Linked DNA regions of Homo sapiens: regions 1 and 2 are each linked to region 3. A link is a loop called in an ENCODE intact Hi-C map of the cell type or tissue named here. Cell type or tissue: endothelial cell of umbilical vein. All regions are shown on one strand.

Region 1 (4,000 bases), 61 kb before region 3:
AATTTTGGAGGCCAAAGCAGAATTGTCTGGATAACCACAACCAAGGACACAGCCTATTATAAAATAACTGGGATACAGTTTCCATGTATAAGGTCAACTAGAGGTTGGTTATCCCTATTTCAAATTCTTATCCCTTCTGTTTTGCCAGTAAACTCAGAAACCCACTGATAATTTCAAAATAGAATTCCATTTACAAAATTACATTCTGTCTCTCTATTTTTGAAGAGTATATATTTTTCCCTAAGGTGAGGTTCATTTGTAGCAGGCTTGCTGATGGGTAGGTCCTGAAATGAGAACAAAACTGAACCATATGGCTTGAGAATGAGAAATGGGCAACAGAGTATAATGAGAGCAAATGCAGTGTTGTACCATGGGGGTCCCAGGACTTCTCTGCAAGAGGCTCCCCTCCTATCTGACTGGGCTAGGATCTCATGATTGGCAACATTAGTTGCCATTTGAGCCAGCTGAGAGAGGCAGTGGGAAGCCAGGACACCTCAGCCTGCCCAGGGAGGTCTAGGCTGGCCATCTCTAAACCTTTGTCCTCTCAGAGTTTGGAAAACCAGCAGCTGGAGTAGATATTTTTATTTCCCAATCAGTAGAATTTTAACCAGTTAAGATGATCAATTAGAATTCTCAACCAGCCCAATCTTGACCTAGCTGGTTTTAGGCAAGATGACTTAATGCACAAGGGACATCTCTATCTAGAGATGGTATTGGTCCCTGCACAGAAAGAACTCTTAAAGAAATTCTGGGGCCATTTATCTGGGTGTTTTAAGTGATGAATAAAGAAATACATACTAGGAAGAATCCTGGGATGGAATTTGTACGAATTAATTGATTTCTAACACTTGTTCTTATTATAGATCCAACAAAGCTTACCTCAATCTTTTAAAAATGTCCTGTTTAGGCCAGGCACGATGGTGCACACCTTAATCCCAGCACTTTGGGAGGCCGAGGCAGGAGGATCGCTTGAAACCGGGAGGTGGGGGTTGCAGTGAGCCTGCAGTCCCCACCACTCTGGAGGCTGAGGCATGAGAATCGCTTGAACCCCAGAAGCAGAGGTTGCAGTGAGCTGAGATTGCGCCACTGCACTATAGCCTGGGTGACAGAGCAAAGAGCAAGAATCTGTCCAAAAAATAAATAAATAAATAAAAGAAGAAGAAAGCAAAAAGAAAGAAAGAAGAAGAAAAAGAACAAATCATAACTCTTCATTTATTTGCTTAGAGTCAATCTATTGTATTGATTTCTGGTCAAATGACTGCTGTTTCTTAACCACAAGATTATAACCAACTTAGTGGTGAGAACTAGATTAGGAGTTAGGAAACAGAGTCTTGCCCAGGTTTGCCACTCACTAGCTGTCTAACCATGAACAAGCTCCTTCACTTCTCTGGATCTTGATTTTCCATCTGTCAAATGATGAGGCTGGATTCAAAGGGCCTCTAAAAGATTGTTCCCTTCTAACCTTCTCTTCTGATTCTAACAATTCCTGATTCTAACAATCAGGGATCTTTCTGAAGATGTTCACTTGAGTTTTCTGCATGTCACCCTTTCCTTTCCTTCCCTTCCCCAGAATGCCTTTTTTCCCTCCCAGTGAAACTGAGAAACTGCTTCTGGATCTTTCTTTAAGAACACATCTCTGAGTTTTCCTGTCCCAAATGATTGTTTTCTGCATATGGCGGCTAATCTATTGTCTTCTGTAATATACATTCCTCCGGATAGGCCATGCTTCCCCATTCTCACTGCAGTTCCTCTGCCCCTCCCCCTGGAGTGCTCCTGCCCCCGCCTCCTTTAGCCGATTAGCTCCACACACCCGGAGCCAGCCAGGCACAACGCGGCTCCCCCTGGCACAAGACTGTCCTCGCCTTCAAGCAACCAGCCTGTCTGCACCATGCAGGCAGGAGATCCGTGAACCCTCTTCTCTCTCATTCTTATGCGTAATAAAATAGCGGACTTTCCCCCTTCTTTTTATGAAGACAGTTCTTGCAGCTGTGACTATAACTGTTTTTTTTTTTTTTTTAAATACCAGCCAAGATTATGGTCCCATAACCCAATTAGTGTCATTTGGTTGTGGTCCAAGGGCTTCCCCTGCACGAGTTTTAATTTGGGGATCCCCGGAGGCTGCACTCCACATCTGTAGCCGGCCTGTTCTTCCTCTCCCCTTATTTGCTCGAGGTTTATGGGAGGATTAGCTGTGTGGTCTGGGAGGCGGCTGCTTCTCTTTCATCCTCACGGCTCTCGAGCCGCGGAGGAGCCTTTTACTTTTCATCATCAAGCCCTGGCACCTGGAGGGCGGGCAGCCCTAGCGACTGGAATGAATCAGAGGATGCCCTGCAGGCCCCGGGGGGCGCGGCCCTGCAAGCATGGGGGAGGGGAGGACGGGGGAAAGGCTGCTTATTGGGCTGCTCAGCACCCGGCCAGACTGCGCTGTGCTGGGACGGCGAGGGGGTGGTGAGGAGGGCAGCCGCAGTGTGAGGTGGCCCCCCCCCGCCCCGCCCCCACTCCCTGGCTGGCGAGGGCTGGCAAGGGCTCCGGGCGCTCATTGTGCAGGCAGCTGGCACCAGCTGGGAAGGGGAATTAGCATAACAAAGAGCCGGAGCGAGCGCGGCGCGGCCCGGCGGGGGCTCTGCCGAGCGCCCCGGGCTCGGAGGAGCCGCGCTGTCAGCGGCTGTGGCGCGCTCGGGCCTCCTGGCCTGAGACCCTCGGAGCAGCGGGGCCCGGCCCCCAGCGGGCGCGCTCTGTCTGGGTTCCGGCCGCAGGACTCGCCCGGAGAATGCAGTGGGTGTGGGTGTGTCCGGGACAGCGTGAATGGGCGTGGGTGTGTGTGTTCGGGTGAGTGTGGGTGCCCGTGTGTCCAAGCGTGCGTGTAACCGTGTCCCTGGGCGTGGGAATGCGGGTGTGAAGGGGTCACCTGCACACGGGTGGGGACCCGCCAGCCCTCTTCCCTTCCGCCCCAGGAAGGCCTCTTTGTTTATTTCTTTCCGGAGACCGCGGTGGTTCTTCAATCACCAGTTCTCAATCCTGATTGCACCTCGGAGCCCCCTTCGGGAGCTTTTACAAAACCCTCAGGCCTGAGCCCTACCCCAGAGGCTCGCGATGAATTGGACTCTGCTGAGGCCCCCAGCGGATGTTTCTTCAGACGTCCGCGTGGATTCCGACATGCGGCGTGGTTGGGAACCGCCGAGTACCCACTCCCACTGTCCCCAGCCCTGCTGCCGACCCTGGACGCCAGCGAGCGCCAAGGAGACCGGGGCCGGCTTGGCCTCGGGTTTAGGGCCTGGAAGCTTATCCTTCGCCTTCACTGGTTGAGGTCAAGTGCACATTCCCCCGACACTAGCGCTGGGTCTTAGGCTACCGACTGGGCAACCTCACCTCCATTATTGCATCTAAGCCTTACAGCAGCCCCATGGGAAAAAAGCTGTCGTGAAACGAAGCTCAGTTGAGTGTCACAAAGGGTCACAAAGCTAGGTATTCGACCCACCGAATTGGAGTCCAGGGCTATGGGACTCCAAAGTCCACGTTCTTTCCACTGTAATATTTAAAAATAAAAATTAAACAACTAAATCAAAAACCACCGCTGCTTTTCAAGTGCTGCCAAGACCTCAAGCTGACCAGGTCCCTGGAAAAACCCTGGGAGGACTCTGGAGGAGGCGGGGTTAGGGTGTAGCAAGACTCCTGACCCCAGAAGGTAGATACGGCCTAGACGACGTCACTAGAAATTGCCCGGGGCGTCTTCTCTCCAGCAACCTTCTGCACCGCCTTCCACCTGGGTAGTCTCCCTCCCCGTCCCGGCCCTTCCAGGCTCCAGCTCCCCACCCCCTCCCTACAGGAAGGAAATGTGACAGCACAAGCCGTTCGCCATCACCCAGGAGCTGTCAGCAGCTGCGCAGCCCGGGGCGGGAGAGAGCACCGCGGTCAGAGACCCGGGGACCGGGGAGCTGCACCACCGCGTTCCGGGCCCCGCGCCTGGGCTTCGCCTCGCTGCACCGCGCCTGCTTGCTCC
Region 2 (4,000 bases), 320 kb before region 3:
GTGTGTTTGTCATTTCCATCTGAGAACTCAGCAGCCTGGACTTGATTGTCCATATCAACATCATCATTTTGGTCACAACCATTTAACTCATCTCTAAGCAGTTCCAAACTTTCCCTCATCTTCCTGTCTTCTTCTGAGCCCTCCAGACTATTCTAACCTCTGCCTGTTACCCACTTCCAAAGTTGCTTTCACATTTTCAGATATCTTTATAGCAGAGCCCCACTCCTTGGTACCAGTTTTCTATATTAGGCAATTCTTGTGTTGCTATAAAGAAATACCTGAGACTGGATAATTTATAAAGAGGTTTAATTGGCTTAAAGTTTTGTAGGCTGTGCAAGCATGGCGCTGGCATCTGTTCAGCTTCTGTAGAGGCCTCAGGAAGCTTTTACTAATAGTGGGACATGAAGTGGGAGCAAGCACTTCACATGGTGAAAACAGGAGCAAGAGAGAATGTGGGTGAGGTGCTACACACTTAAACAATCAGATCTTGTGAGTACTCACTACTGTAAGGACAGCACCAAGCTGTAAAGGATCTTCCCCCATGATCCAAACACCTCCCACTAGGTCTCACCTCCAACACTGGTAATTACATTTCAATATGAGATTTGGGTGGAGACAAATATCCAAACTATATCCTTTTGTGTGACTCAAAGTTGTGTTGTGTTGTTTTACAAAATTTCACCTTTTGCTTTTCAAAGATCATTTAACTGGCAAGGACTTCTAGATTAGCGGCTTTTATTCTTTCAATACTTTAAAGATAGTGTGCCACTTGTTCTATCTTTTATTATTTCTGATGAATCTCTTGTCAGCCTTACCTCTTTTCTTTTGTAGATAATGTGTAATTTTTCTGACTACTTCTGTTTTTATCTTTACAACTTTAATCCATTTGAATATAATGTTCCTTTGTGTAGTTTTCTTCGTTTTTTTCTTGTACATTGAATTTACTGAGCTGCTTTTGGTGATAGTTTTCATTAAATTTGGAACAATTTTGACCATCACTTCTTCAAATGTTTTCTTGATTTCTTCTTTTCTCATCTCTTTTGTGGGGACTTCAATTACACATGTATTTATCTACTTGAAGTTGTTCCACAATTTACTGATTATTTGCATTTTTTTAGTCTTTCTGTTGTGTTTATGCTTTCTGTTGATATGTCTTCAGGTTCATTAACATTTTCTTTTGTAATATCTGATGTGCTGTCAGTCTCTTTCAGTGTATTTTTATCTAAGACATTTTAGTTTTTACCTTTGGAAGTTTGATTTAGGCTTTTAAGAAAAGTTCCGTATCTCCTCTTACCACATTCGATCATTCCTCTGGTTCTTCAAACCCATGGAATATATCATCATAATTGTTAGTGTCCCTGTCTCCTAATTTTATCAATTTTCTGAGTCAGTTTCGATTGATTAATTTTTCTGCTAGGTTTTTTTCATTTTGCTTCTTTGCATACCTGATAATTTCTTTATTGGATGCCAAACATTGTGAAGTTTCCCTTGTTGAGTGTTAGATCTAATCGTGATTAGTTCTTGAGCTTTATTCTGAGATAGGTTAAATTACCTGAGACTTTCCTTTCAGTCTTGCTTTTCACCTTTGTTAGGAGGGGCAAAACCTGCATTTAGTGTAAGATTAATTTTCTGAAGCAAAATCCTTCATATGTCAGTCTAATCAGTGGCTCATAAGGTTTGAGATTTTAAAATTCTGGATCTTCAGAATAGTCCCCATTTCATGCTCTGTGTAAGATTTGGCATGTCTTCCCTCTAATCCTCTTAGGCAGTTTTTTTCCCAGCCTCTGATTGTTTCCTTACATGTATGTGCTAAGAAGTACTGAACTGTATCTTAGGAGTGACTCAGTGCAGGTGTCTGGAGTTCTCTGTCTACACAGCTTTTTATTCCGGGACTCAGCCACATGAACTTGAGCACACTTGGCTTCTTCATACTCCCAGGTTTATCTCCTCAACACTCACCTGACTGTACAGTGACCGCACTGTCCCCTTTCTCCAGGTAGTAAGCTTGGAAAATCATAGTCATACAGATGATCTCATTTTTTTTCTTCCTCTGAATGATCACTCCTTTATTGCCCATCTTCAGTGTCTTGAGTGCCATTGTTTCATACGCTCTGTCTTGTTTTAGTGTTTTCAGGTGGTGGGAGAAATCTGTCCATGTTATTTTATCTTAACTGGAAGTAGAAAATGTGATTATTAGAATGGGGTCATTTTTGGTATTTAAATAGACTATATAAAAATCTGCAGCAGCGATTTCAGGAGAGACTGGGAAATTACACAGGAACTGAGAGTCCTGGATTAGAGAACAAGATATGGTGAAATTTAAGAGGAGACAGAAATTTGATTATTTAGAAGAATTGGAAATTGGACAATGTAGGTTTATGAATAAAAAGTAAAAACAAAATTTATTAAGGTAGAGAATTAGTTTTATCTTACATTTACCTTAAGGAAAGGCATTCTCTAGCTGTCTGCTCTTCAGCCTTTGAATCATTGTCTTAGAACATTTCATTTGATTTCTGAATGAGATTACTTATTAAGTTTTAACATTCCAGAAATGGTGATATAAATGTAGTTGCTTATATCATCTTTCTTCCTTTAAAGCTTAAAGTTAACAGTGATAAAAGATAATGTGTATTATATTTACGTAGAAGTTAAATATATTTTATATTACTTTTTGAGCATGTCAGGGGAATTATAGTATAGTTATGTTAACTAGTAGATATATGGTGCCATCTAATGGCTAATATGAAAATATATTTAGTAAATACTTCAGTGCTTTGCCTAGTGTGTATATATGAAATTTTACTGTGAAATTATTGTTGCTTTAGATGTCCAAGGCGTCGTTTTTATTTAAACTCTAAGATATATTTATATTTTCATTTCAATTTATACTTTTTAAAATTCAGCTATATATTGGTCTGACTTTTCATCACGTTTAAAGCCATGTACTTGCAGTTAGCACAATTTAAAGTATATTCAATATAAAATTAGCATATAAATCAATTTTAATAAACAAGTAAAAATTACAGACCTCCTGTTTGCTATCTTTTACTTCTGGTTCCTTCAAACTGGACCCAATATGTAGTTATAAATTATGCCTTATAGAACCTCAGCTTTATTGTAAACAGAATTCATTTTCCCTCCACCTTTCATCTGTTTTTGTACATTTTACAAAATATATAAAAAATGTTAGAATATTGTATTAGATTGGTGATTTTTAAATGCTGTTCCAGATTGTTAGGGCTTCTCTAGAGCCACTCAGTCTGTGATGGAGATGGCTAAGTTTAGAAAATTAGCATATCAATGGCTCTAGAAGTCCTGCACTGAAAAACTTCTCAACTTTATTTAGCCCAATATTTCCTGAATACGTTTCATCATGGAACGCCCCCACCTTCCTTTTTAAAAATCTCACATCTTAATATCTGTTGATCTAGTGTTCCTCAGATGTCATTTTGGCAGTTGTCCTAAATTCCATTTTTAAGGATGAAGGAATATTTCACATATATATATATACGTATATATATGTATATATATACGTATATATATGTATGTATATTTCTTGTTTTAATGAAATAAAGTGTGTTGCTTTTTCTTATCATATGATAATACTTGTTATTTATCAAAAATTTAGCAGTATGCCATTTACCCTGATGTGATTATTACACATTGTATGCCTGTATCAAAATAACTAATGTACTCCATAAATATATACACTTATATATATACCCATAAAAAATTTAAAAAATTAGTAAATACAGAGTAATCATTGTTTCTTTCACATTCTTGTCATTTCCTCGTTAGAAAAAGCTTTGTCAGATTGGTATTATTACAAAGTTGGAGGTATCACTTTACCTGACTTCAAATTATACTGCAAGGTGTTAGTAACCAAAATAGCATGGTATAAAAATAGTCGCAGATTAGTAGAATAGAATAGAGAACCCAGAAATAAAGCCCCACACTTACAGCAAACTGATCTTTGATAAAGTCAACAAAATTATACACT
Region 3 (4,000 bases):
GCTGTGGTGGGAGAATCACCTGAGCCTAGGAGGTTGAGGCTGCAGTGAGCCATGATTGTGCCACTGCACTCCAGCCTGGGTGATAGAGTGAGACCCTGTCTCAAACAAATAAGTAAATAAATAACATTTAAAAATAAATTTAAAAGTAAGGACATATTCACAGATTCTGTATCTTTTTTGGGAAAGGGATGGTGGCACCATTCAACCACCATAACATGTAAAGGTAAGTCAAGTAAATCCAAGTGAAAAAGGCAACAAACATGTCTATGATCCTTTAAGAAGAGATAAAATGACTGGAATTATGAACTGGGGATCAAGATATTGAGTTATATAGTCTTAGTTCTGTCAATGGTGACTCTGGGATACTGGGCAAGACCTTCTCCTTTGCAGGCCTGGTTTCTGCATTTATAAAATGAGAGGATGGATTAAATTAGTTTGAAAGTATGTTCCAGCTCTGGTGTTCCATGATTCCACATGAACACCCATTCTCCTAGTTCTCACATGTGCTTATGTGCACACATGGGTGCAAGTCATACCCCACCCTCTTGCAGATCAAGCCAGCCACCTCCCAAACCCAAATGTGATTTCCACACTGAATCTATAATCTATGCTTTCTCATGTGGGGCATCTGGGAGCTGGCTTCCATTGTGTCATGTTTGACTTGGCTGGAGAAATAAATTTGGCAGTGCTTAGAAATGCCACACCTTTATATTATGAGTTTTTCCACAATCTTCTTGGTGTCCAGGACTTGTGATCACTTTTCTTTCTTATTTTCCAATTGCGTATTTCAGCCTGTGGTCTTCAGCCTGCCCACCGCTTTTTCTGCCGCAGGAGCGGCCCCTGTCTCAGATGATTGTCCTGGCACTGGCAGATGACCTAAGTAGGTAATAAACAGATAAAGAAGAGAGACTTGGAAATTCCATGGCATCACTTCTTATGGAACTTTTGATGGTAAAATGACCACATGCTGGAAATCACACTGCAACTCTACTCCAGAAAATCTGTGTGGCATCTAATTTTGGTGGATTAACTGAGTCTTACTATCCCATGCTTCATGTGAGGGCTGTGCAAAGGAAGGGTATAGTCATGGAATCGTAGAATGACAGAGCTGGAGAAACTGTACCCTTTTTTTTCTATGTACAGTGTATATGCATTTTTCTACTTAGGTTCCATGAGGGTACAGAGTGTTGTTCACAGCTCTCTCCTCAGCACCTAGCCCAGGGTGTGGCAGGTAGTAGGAACTCGTCAAATTTCTGATTATGAATGAAAATGAATGCAAATCAGATGCAAAGAAATCTGATTCTTAGAAGAATTCAGATCTCATGCAACCTTCTCATTTCTGATTCATTTTCAGTAGCCAGAAACGTTAGTAGGCTAACACTTCAGTTTCTCTGCTAAATAACTGATGAACTAAAAAGGACTAAAAATATCAAGAGAATTCTCCTATAAGGAGGAGCTCTGCACTCCTTCCACTGTGGGCATTAAGGATAGCCCTTCAACTTACCTGCTTTGTAAATTTAGGCTTTTTTAACATTGGGTTTTCTTAAACTTCTGTCTCTGCCTCCCCATTCTCCCCACTGGGCACCTCCCCCCCCCCCCCCCCCCCCGCCACGTGCGCGCGCACGAACACACACACACACACACACACACACACACACACACACACAGTGGCGGGGGGCGGGGGGTCTCATCTCTCTTTGCCGCCAGCCTGGCACCTATGGAAACAAACAAGGTCTTGTGCAGCCACCTAGTGGTGTCTCTTCACCCCTGCAGTTCCCCATGACTTCTAAAGGAAATATCAGAGGGCACTGGGAGGCACTGAGATACTTTGAAGACAACCCACTTCTCAAGGCATCTGGGACCGCCCCCAGAGGTGAGCCAGAGGGAAAACAGGAGAGCGAGCTCAGGGCGTGCCCGGCTCCGGCCGCTGCCTCACTTCCTCGGGGGTCAGCGGCCAAAGGCAGTGGGCGTGAGGCCAGACGACCCTGCACCACCCGAAGGAAGTGATGTCATGGTCTCCTTCTCCGAGAAGCCTTTGACACGGAGGGCGGGGGCGGGGGGATAGGAATGAGTGCCAGGGTGGGACAGACAGCCCTTGTTCCGTGGGAAACGTCAGGCTTTGAGAGACTTGTTTCATAAACATGCCTTGCCTCAGTTTTGAACCCTCCATTCGAGTTCCTTTACAGAATTGTCCCTTGAGAACGATAAACTGTTGTGATCAGAACAGAAAAGGGTCAGCCAAGCAGTGATCAGAGAACAGGGGCAGGCAGAACTCAACAGCCACTGGGCAATGGGGTTTAAATGAAGAGCCATAACATTGAACGAGGCTCCTAGGAGCTCCTAAGGACTCTGGAACCTTTCCACGGGGTCTTCAACCTTCACAGGTCCCGGGGTGCTGAGCCCAAGAAAGAGATGGAAGTCAAAGACCAGCACGATCAGACACACACCTTTCTTCTCATTCCATACACCACCCTGCAGTACCACCGTGACTGCTACCATCCCGCGAGCACCTTGCCTTTGAGGATTTGACCAGTTTTCATCCGAGTAGTAATGTATCCGATGTCCACTGGCTCCTTCCTTTACCCACGGACAGTTCTGTGTAAGCCTTTCTCATCTGCCTACAACGTCTGCCTATAAATTATTAGGTTTCTCCATTTAAAATAAACGGAACTTTCCCTCAAGCCTGCGATCCATACTCACCCACACCCACACTCCTCACGGGTGTCTCCAAAGAGCAGTTTATTCTGACCACTCTGTTCTGACCCCATTCCCATCTGGCTTCTGTCCTAACCATGACGGAAATTGCACTTTTGGAGGTTGCTCACGACTTTCTAGTTGCCAAATCCAAAGGCTTCATTAATAATAACATGTCAGTTTTGATATTTTATACAGTCACAGCTCCTGGTGTTCGAAGATGTAACTTAATTTTCCTAGAACTGACCTCAAATCATTAACTCAACCTCCAATGTCTGTGGTCTTTCTAATTCAAGATAAATCCAGCCCTTTCTGTTTTTTATCTTTTGTTTTACAGAGATGGAATCTTGCTCTGTCACCCAGGCGGGAGTGCAGTGGCACGATCATAGCTCACTGTAGCCTCCTGGGCACAAAGGATCCTCCTGCCTCAGCCTCCCGAGTAGTTGGGATTACAGATGTATGCCACCACACTTGGATAATTTTTAAATTTTTTTTGTAGAGACAGGAGTCTCCCTTTGTTTCCCAGACTGCTCTCAAACTCCTCGGCTCAAGCAATCCTCCCACCTCAGCCTCCCAAGTGCTGGGGACTGCAGGTGTGAGCCACCGCACCTGGTGCCCATTCTGTTTTTATTTTGATTTTAAATTTTTATTTTCATCTAACTTGTTTTTGAAATGTACCATCAGACCCATTCTGATTTTTTTTTTTTTTTGAGACAGGCTCTTGCTCTGTCACCCATGCTAGAGTACAGTGGCTTGATCTCAGCTCACTGTAACCTCTGCCTCCTGGGCTCAAACAATTATCCCTCCTAAGCCTCCCGAGTAGCTGAGACTACAGGCGCACACCACAAAACCTGGCTAAATTTTTGTATTTTTAGTAGAGACAGGGTTTCGGCATGTTGCCCAGGCTGGTCTTGAAGTCCTGGACTCTAGCAATCCACTCACCTCAGCCTCCCAAAGTGCTGGGGTTAAAGGTGTGAGCCACCACACCCAGCCCCATTCTGTTTTAAAACAGAATTGAAACATAGTCTTTGAATAGCGAATCAGAAGTTCCCTCCCCTTATTCCCCGACATTTTTTCAGTCTCTGCAGCTGCAGGGGGCATGTGTCTGTGGGGCAGGGTTCATGCATCATGTTGGTGTGGGGAGAAAAGCAGCGTCTGGCCCATCATGACATTCTGTCTACAACAGTTTCCACTGATTGGTAACTCTTGCAACTTGGTCTCATTGTCCTGAGCCAGCACTAGTTTCTGATGGCCAAGTTTCCACTGTCACCTCCCTTTGCCTACATCCTTATAGTCCAGACTGCAG

What was found. A loop is a pair of places that touch in the nucleus more often than their neighbours do. Peaks named below come from ENCODE experiments on the same cell type or tissue, not always from the same donor. Only the 100,000 strongest peaks of a DNase experiment are listed, where the experiment ranks them.
Region 1: it touches region 3 in a loop (5-fold over the local background); 15 of 110 quality-filtered maps call a loop at or near these places.
Region 2: it touches region 3 in a loop (12-fold over the local background); 4 of 110 quality-filtered maps call a loop at or near these places.

The regions. Positions count from the first base shown.
Region 1 is chr1:210,249,029-210,253,028 of GRCh38, forward strand. No RefSeq gene overlaps it. Among named protein-coding and RNA genes, the nearest start is that of SERTAD4-AS1, 17 kb to the left of the region's middle. RefSeq lists enhancers at 2,340-2,895, 3,451-4,000. In endothelial cell of umbilical vein, no CTCF peak of the experiment used is centred here; DNase peaks (open chromatin) are centred at 1,903 and 2,373; H3K4me3 peaks cover 1,173 bases; H3K27ac peaks cover 1,166 bases.
Region 2 is chr1:209,987,028-209,991,027 of GRCh38, forward strand. All of the region lies in intron 2 of SYT14 (synaptotagmin 14), which reads left to right. Among named protein-coding and RNA genes, the nearest start is that of SYT14, 51 kb to the left of the region's middle. In endothelial cell of umbilical vein, no CTCF peak of the experiment used is centred here; no DNase peak of the experiment used is centred here; H3K27me3 peaks cover 339 bases.
Region 3 is chr1:210,309,534-210,313,533 of GRCh38, forward strand. LOC124904502 (a long non-coding RNA gene) reads left to right here and starts at 1,688. Exons shown (of 2, transcript XR_007066865.1): 1 at 1,688-1,873; 2 at 2,385-2,681. RefSeq lists an enhancer at 1,548-2,747 and a silencer at 1,777-1,836. In endothelial cell of umbilical vein, a CTCF peak has its summit at 1,794 (motif pointing left); a DNase peak (open chromatin) is centred at 1,798; H3K4me3 peaks cover 403 bases.